Regions from separate parts of the Homo sapiens genome. Here region 2 is linked to region 1. The links are chromatin contacts, found by Hi-C or POLR2A ChIA-PET in ENCODE. All regions are on one chromosome and are shown on one strand. The core of a region is the stretch at or near the end of the contact, and the rest is flanking DNA. Distances in the headings are between cores, read along the strand shown.

Region 1 (3,561 bases), core at 1,049-3,548:
CCCAGGTCCAAGCGATTCTCCTGTCTCAGCCTCCCAAGTAGCTAGGTTTATAGGTGCCCGCCACCATGCCAAGCTAATTTTTGTATTTTTTTTTAGTGCAGACAGGGTTTCACCATGTTGGCCAGGCTGGTCTCGAACTCCTAACCTCAGGTGATCCACCCATCTCAGCCTCCCAAAGTGCTGGGATTACAAGCGTGAGACACCCTGCCTTGGCCAGACACTGTTCTTGATGTACATTTTGCTAATCCTTCCACTAAATCTCCAAAGTAGATATCATTGTCTTCACTTTAGAAATAAAAAAATGATGCTTATGACCACCTACCAGCAAATCTTGATGCGCCAGGGACTGGGGGGAATAATCATTGACTAGCTGGCTATTATGAGTCACAGTTTCCATTCCTGCAAAATGAGAATTTTTTTGACTTAGGGGTGGGGTGTTCTCTAAGCTTTTTGCCTGATTCTAATTCTTCTGCTAGAAGCTGTGGGTTTACAGAGGTGAAAAAGATAGCCCTTCCACCAAACATATATTCTATTATATATATCTTATCTATATATATTATATATATTCTATTATATGTATCTTATCTATACATATTATATATTCTATTATATATATCTTATCTCTATATATTATATATATTCTATTTATCTTATCTCTATATATTATATATATTCTATTATATATCCCTTCCACCAAAAATATATTCTTTTATATTAATAAAATATAAACCCAGGGTCCAATGGAAAAGACTTAAGGGCAGACACAGAGTGGGATGTGGTTTGTGTTAGGAGAGGGCTGAAGGGACATCATGGCAGGCATTTGTGTGACCTCCCACAAAACACCCTCCTCCACTCTGACCTCACTTTGTTCTTCCTTCCCTTTGTCCTTATTATTTCCTTTCTGCTTCTCTTTCTTTTCTGTCTCCCTCTGCCCTGCCCTAGAACGGTGCCTTTCTAATTGTGGGTTATAACACATTATTAGTAGGTCATAAAATCAATTCAGTGGATGTGGACCAGCATTTTAAAAAGGGAATTAATAGAATATAAACTCCTTAAAAGGCGTCACTCATACTCAGGATAATACTGCTGTGTAAAATTTGTTTTAATATGTGTCAGCATGTGTACACTGTGTCAAGATGTAACACTTACATCCTATTTTAAGACCCTGCTGTAGACTAAACCAGGACCCCCATGGTGCTCCAGGCGTCCCCACCCTCACCTGTGGCACCAGGAGCTCCTGCTGTCACTGGCCCAGCTGGGTCCTGTGTCTTTCTCTGCGTTGTCAGGGCCTGCGCTGGCAGTCCACCTACAGGGAGGTGGAATCCGGGGCTTGACGGCACTGGGAGGATCCTTCATCTTTCCAGGCTCAAGCAAATCCTCGCCTGGAGGCGGGGAATGGGCTAGATGACCCCTGAAACAGTCCAGTCCAGCATCTGAGAGCTCCTCTGGGTCCAGCCCTGTGCCGCCTTTCCACGCTTCCCTGCAGGGCCCTGGGGAGAGCAGAGAAAGCAGCTGCCAGCTCCAGGCAGTCATTTTACCCCAGGTGCCACTTACCCTGCGGAGGGGCTGGAACCAGCTAATCATTTTACCCCAGGTGGCACTTACCCTGCGGAGTGGCTGGAGCTTCTCAGGTTTTTCAGTTCCTGTGTCACCTCCCAGCCCTGCCCACCACATGCTGTGGGTGTCTATGGCTGACGAACGCCCCTGAGCCAGGCCAACCCCCAGCCTCCCAGTGGGTGGCTCTGTGGTCCCTGGCAGCCCCGGCATCATCCGGAGCACAGAGGCCATGGACACTCAGGGGATGGTCAAGGTCGTAGCTCCCTCCGTTCTTCCGTTCCTCCCTCACAGAGCTTTCAGCAAGATAGATGGTCATTCTTCTGTCCTCACTGCTCCCGGCATAAGGGGACCCCAGGGCTGGATGACTTCCCTAAAGAGGAATCTCTCAGGGTTTCCTGCAGCCGCTCCCAAGTCCCGTCTGGAGGATGAAGGTGGCGGACACATCCCTGACGCAGTTTCTCCTCTGCCCTCCACCCCTCACCCATCCCACCTCCTGGACTAGGAACTCAACCAGGACTTGCTTCAACCTGAGAAGATGGTGTCCAGCCCCCTTGGAGCCTGCCAGCATCCGGCGGGATTTCAGAGGGGCCTCCAGGGAGGCGCTGCCCAGCTGCCCCCAGTGTTGCTCACACAGCCCCCACTGATCTGCTCTGGGGAGGCCACGGCCCCAGAACGCGGCTTGTGGGGGGCCTGGGGCAGCAGGCCGGGAGACGTCACTTGTCCGCTGCCTGCTCACCCAGATAACTGCAGCTCCCTCCACTGCCGCCTACAGCCCTCCCGCCATGCCTCTGCCCAGAAGGCCCTCCCTCTCCAGTCCTGTCCGCCCCTCAAGGCCTGCCCAAACCTCCCTGAATTCTCGCCTGAGCAGACACTTTCCTAGCACGGCTCCCGCCGCGTGGATTACTCAGCCGAGCCTCAGTCTGGGGCTGCCCTGTGCTGGGAGCTTTATGCAGATGCTCGGCTCCCTACCCTGGCTTGTGAGCCGTGTGGCGCAGAAACCGCATCTCACTCAGAGCGAGGGTAAAGAGCAGCAGGGCTGGAGAAGCCAGCTGCCCTGCCACAGGCCAAGAGGACTTGGCCAAGTGACCATTGCTGTCTGTTTCCCCAACTGTAAAGGGGGCTGAGACCCTTACAGGGTTGTGAGGCTTAAACTTTGACAAACGCCTACCATCCCACCAGGCACAGGGCAGTTGCTGAGTATTTGGCGGTGGCTGCTGTTCCCCACAGTGTCCAACACCTCCCGGGGATGTAACAGGTGCACCACGGGCAAGACTGATGGGTTTATCAGTTCACTGCGGAGAGAGGCAGGGATGGATGCACTTGCTTGTTCCTCTTATTTTCCCTTATGGGGAGCAGTGACACTTGGCAGAGGCTGCCAGGGAGATGGGAAATGGACATTAATTACGGGAAAGAAAAGGAGGCAAGAAGGGGAGGAGGGTGGGAAATAGACAGGGGAGGAAGAAGGGACGGAGGCATGGTTAGAAGACAGGCAAGCAAAAAAGACGACTGTTTTCTTGGACGAACAGGGAGGTAGGGCCATGAAAAGCATGTGGACGCTTCTTCTCAGTGAATTAAGGCATTTCAGCGCTGGAAAGAGCCTGAAAAAATCAGACTCCCTTCACAGCCCAGCGGAGTGCAGGCCCTGGGAGAGCAGGAGTTAGAGATGGGGAGGACCCCGCCTGCAACAGGCACTGCCTGCTACACCCTGCCATGGGCAGAGGGGCTGTCCTCCCACCCCAGAGAGGCCCCATCCTTTCCTTTCTTTCCCCAAGGCTGCTCCAGCAGGGAGTTTAGCTCCATGGACACCTTTGAAGGCTATGAAGGTGCAGAAGACATGGAAAAGGTGAGCAGCGCTCTGAACGTAATTTCTTTCTTTCTTGTTTATTTCATCTTCTTCCTCCTTCCTATTCATCAGCTCCTCCTGCCTACTGTCCCTCGCCTCCATCCCTCTCCCCCTCTTCAGGATTCTCACCCATAAGGACCTGGTTAAGCCAGGGAACCGAG
Region 2 (3,859 bases), core at 23-2,522, 280 kb after region 1:
CTACCCAGCCATAAAAAGGAATGAAATAATATCTTTTGAAGCAACTTGGATGGGGCCAGAGGCCATTATTCTAAGTGAAATTACTCAGGAATGGAAAATCAAATACCATATGTTCTCACTTACAAGTGGTAGCTAAGCTATGAGGATACAAAGATATACAGTGTGATATAATGGACTTTGGAGACATGGGGCAGGGAAGGTTCGGGGCAGTGAGGGATAAAAGACTACATATTTGATACTGTGTACACAGCTCGGGTGACAGGTGCACTAAAATCTCAGACTTCACCACTGTGGAATTCATCCATGTAACCAAAAACCACTTGTACCCCCAAAAGCTACTGAAATAAAGTAATAATTTTAAGAAAGGAGAAATTAAATTTACCATATATATAAAAGAAATGAGTGTAATATTAAGGGCATGAAGTACAGAGAAAGACAACATTACAATTATTCAGAGAATTTATTGGAAATAGCTAGTATTAATAAAATGTTCTCCTTTAAAAAAAACAAACAAACCTGAAATGCTGGCTGTGCTCCGCAGTCTGATGAGACCAGTGGCTGGACTCTGCAGTAAGGCTGAGCTGTTTGATTGCTCCTTGACAGGCCGTGTTGTAGGCTGTCTTCTCTGGTTGGCCAGTACTGCAGTTTTGAATCTGTAGTTTGGCAGGACTGCATGCTGGGCTCTGAGGCTGAGCAAGGCTTCTCGGATCACTACTTAACTACTCTGGGTGGACGGGGCCAGAGGCGATGCTTCACAGATATGCGTGAACTTGAGCTTGCTTCTCATCCCAGGATAACCTTAAGCAGAGCACTGAGGCTTGGTGTTTTAGCTCTTTGGCTGATGGAGCTGGGTGGGGCCAGATACTCCCTTTACAGATAATCACTGCCCTGCCCCTATCTCCCAGCCTGGGTAAATTTCAAGGAGGGTAACAGGACTGGCTGTGGAAGCTGGCCAGGTACCTGAATTTGAGAGACCAGTTGACTGTGCTTAGTCCAGAGCAGCGCTGTTGGCTAGCTTCTCTGGTGGTGCACCTCCACTGGCCTGAATGCAGGACAGCTGCCAAGATTCCTGCACTAGTTGATGTGAGCCCCACATCTGTTCTTTATCTCCAAGTGATCTCAGATGTCTAGCTCTGCTGATACTCCCAGTGCTTCCTGTGTGATGAGACAAGAGAACACTTCCTCTGAAGGGTCCCAGAATGGTGGCAAAGCTGAATGTTCACCTCCAACTCTCTCCTCCCTGTGTAACAACCATGGGTCCCAGAGAATCCTCTATGTGTGGCACGTTGCCAGCTTGGGGGAGGAGCAATGTGGCCAAAGTGAAACTACTCCTCTTATTCTTGGCATGCGGCTGTTCTCAGTTCTGCGGTATAAGGGGGTGTCTTAGCTTCACTCTCAAGTTCTGGAATATTCACAAGGGTGTTTTTGTCTGTGAGTAGTTGCCAGTGGATTTGTGTATGTATGTGTGGTGGGGGAGGAGAAATGGAGCTGGAAAATTCCTATTCTGTCTTCTTGCTGATGTCATTCTCAATGTCTTTTTTTTACTGCTTTTAAGATTTTTTAATCTTTATCAGTAGTTTTAAGTAATGGGAGTATGATATGCCTTCTTGTAGTTTTCTTTGTGGGTTTTTTTTTTTTCTGCTTAGGGTTATTTGAGCTGTTTGGAACTATGTTTACAGTTTTAATCAGATTTGAAAAATCTGTTTTTTTTTTTTTTCTGAGACAGAGTCTTCTCCTGTTACCCAGGCTGGAGTGCAGTGGTGTGATCATAGCTCACTGCAGCTTCAGTCTGCTGGGCTCAAGCAATCCTCCAACCTCAGCCTCCTGAGTAGCTGGGACCACAGGTGCATGCTACCATGCCTGGCTCCCTCAACATAGAAGACCCTGTCTCGTCAAAGAAAATTTTTATTTTATTGCTCAGGCTGGTCTCAAATCTCTGGCCTCAAGTGATCCCCCTGCCTCAGCCTCCCAATGTGCTGGGATTATAGGTATGGACCCCCATGCCCACCCTCCTTTGGAGAACCAAATAACATGAATGTTAGGTTGCTTAAGGCTGTTCCATAGCTCATTGGTCCTTTCTAAATTGTTTAAATTATTCTTTCTTCTATTTTATTTTGGGTAGTGTCTAGTGCCATGTCTTCAAGTTCACTTATATTTTCCTCTGCAATATCAAGTCTGCCATTAATCCCATCCAGAGTGTTTTTATCCGAGATATTATAGTTTTGATCTTTCCTTTGGCTTCTTGAATATGTAAAATACAGTTTTAACAACTATTTTTATGTCTTTGTCTAGTAATTATATCAAGTATATCATCTATGGGTCAGTTCTAGCTGATTTTACTCCTAACTATGGATAACGTTTTCCTGCTTCTTTGCATGACTGGTCATCTTTTATTGGATGCCAGACATTGCAAGTATTTTCTTTTGGGGTGCTAGATATTTTTGTATTTTTATCAATATCTTGAGCTTTGTTCTGGGATGCAATTAAGTTTCCTGGCAATAATTTGTTCCCTTTGGATACCACTTGTTTGCTTCCTGTTCCTCAGGAATCCACTATTCGTTATTACCTGATTTCCAATGTTTTAAATATTGTTATTTTTTTCATGTTCTTTATTTGTTTCATGTAAGAGGGTAAATCCAGTCTCTTTTACTCCATCTTGGCCAGAAATTGAAATATCTCTTCATTAAAACTTGAAATAAATATGTTACAGGAGTTTTACTTCAGCAGAATCTGGGTTCATTCAAACATGTGGCTCTCTCTCAGAGACTGGAAATAGGGACGCTACGGGCCTCCCCGTGCCCCACCCGCCACCTGAGCAGTGTACACTGTACCAAATATGTAGTCTTGTATCCCTCACTGCCTCCAGCCTTCCATGCCCCAGGCCCCACTGGTAAGGAGCTCCCTGATCGTCCATAGGGGAGGGGGCAGAGCTTAGGTGAACCAGAGGCCTAAGTTCAAGGGGCCACAATAGAAGGGAATAGGAACACTGATTGTTCTATGGCCCTGTCTTGTGGGCTAGGAAGAGAGGACTACAGTGAAAATATGAGAAGACCCCATGAGTTCAGATTATCTGCAATACCTATGAAATATTGAAACCTCAGTGTGGCAATGAGAAGTCTGCAGCTTCAGTGGCAGCATCGTGGTAGTAGGAAGAGGCCACAAGAATGGTTGGTGTCTGGCATTAGTGCTCATAGAAGAAAGACAGAAAAGGAGGAAAGTGATGGCTGTTATAATGAAAGGTTCAGTGCCTTTCTGTCCTTTTCTTTTTCTTTTTCTTTTTTTTTTGAGACAGAGTCTCGCTCTGTAGCCCAGGCTGGAGTGCAGTGGCGCGATCTCGGCTCACTCAAGCTCTGCCTCCTGGGTTCATGCCATTCTCCTGCCTCAGCCTCCCGAGTAGCTGGGACTACAGGCGTCCGCCACCGCACCTGGCTAATTTTTTGTATTTTTAGTAGAGACGGGGTTTCACCGTGTTAGCCAGGCTGGTCTCGATCTCCTGACCTCATGATCTGCCCTCCTTGGCCTCCCAAAGTGCTAGGATTACAGGTGTGAGCCACTGCACCCGGCCCTCTCTGTCCTTTTCGGGTAGGCATTTCAGGGGGCTAGATCCCCAACTGAAGGATCTAGGTCAAAGCAATGCCTCGGGAAGCAAAAATGGCCTGTGACCGGGAAGTCCTTGTGCACGCACATACACAGGCCAGTCAGGATGATAGTGGGAGCTGCAGTGTAGTGTGCTTGCTTGAATAAGTGAATTTTTAAAGTCATTAGTGACAAAAGTGACTTTTTTTCCCCCCGGACATGAGATCTGACCTGTCTTTCTGTGGTGATGAGGTCTTATGTTTGTCACTGCTGGCCACATCTC

What was found. Hi-C counts contacts between places; a loop is a spot of excess contacts on that map. ChIA-PET counts read pairs that join two places held with the same protein, here RNA polymerase II (POLR2A). Pooled maps may share reads with other maps.
Region 2: a loop to region 1 is called in a pooled map, with 2.8 times the contacts of the local background. The contact joins the enhancer-like site here to the promoter of LINC02043 in region 1. A Hi-C loop is called at or near these places in 5 of 50 pooled maps. POLR2A ChIA-PET finds 5 or more read pairs at or near these places in 4 of 52 experiments (Panc1, activated naive CD4-positive, alpha-beta T cell, endothelial cell of umbilical vein and 1 more).

Annotation. Positions count from the first base shown.
Region 1 is chr3:186,823,223-186,826,783 of GRCh38, forward strand. LINC02043 (long intergenic non-protein coding RNA 2043) reads right to left here and starts at 2,299. Exons shown (of 4, transcript NR_125409.1): 1 at 2,085-2,299; 2 at 1,220-1,490; 3 at 323-399. It also overlaps the pseudogene MCF2L2P1.
Region 2 is chr3:187,100,644-187,104,502 of GRCh38, forward strand. No RefSeq gene overlaps it. Among named protein-coding and RNA genes, the nearest start is that of RPL39L, 37 kb to the right of the region's middle. RefSeq lists an enhancer at 1,278-1,327. Within about 2 kb of position 1,273, at least 30 of the 41 ENCODE cell types and tissues checked have a DNase peak (open chromatin) inside an H3K27ac peak, as active enhancers do; they include endothelial cell of umbilical vein, where a contact is called at or near this core.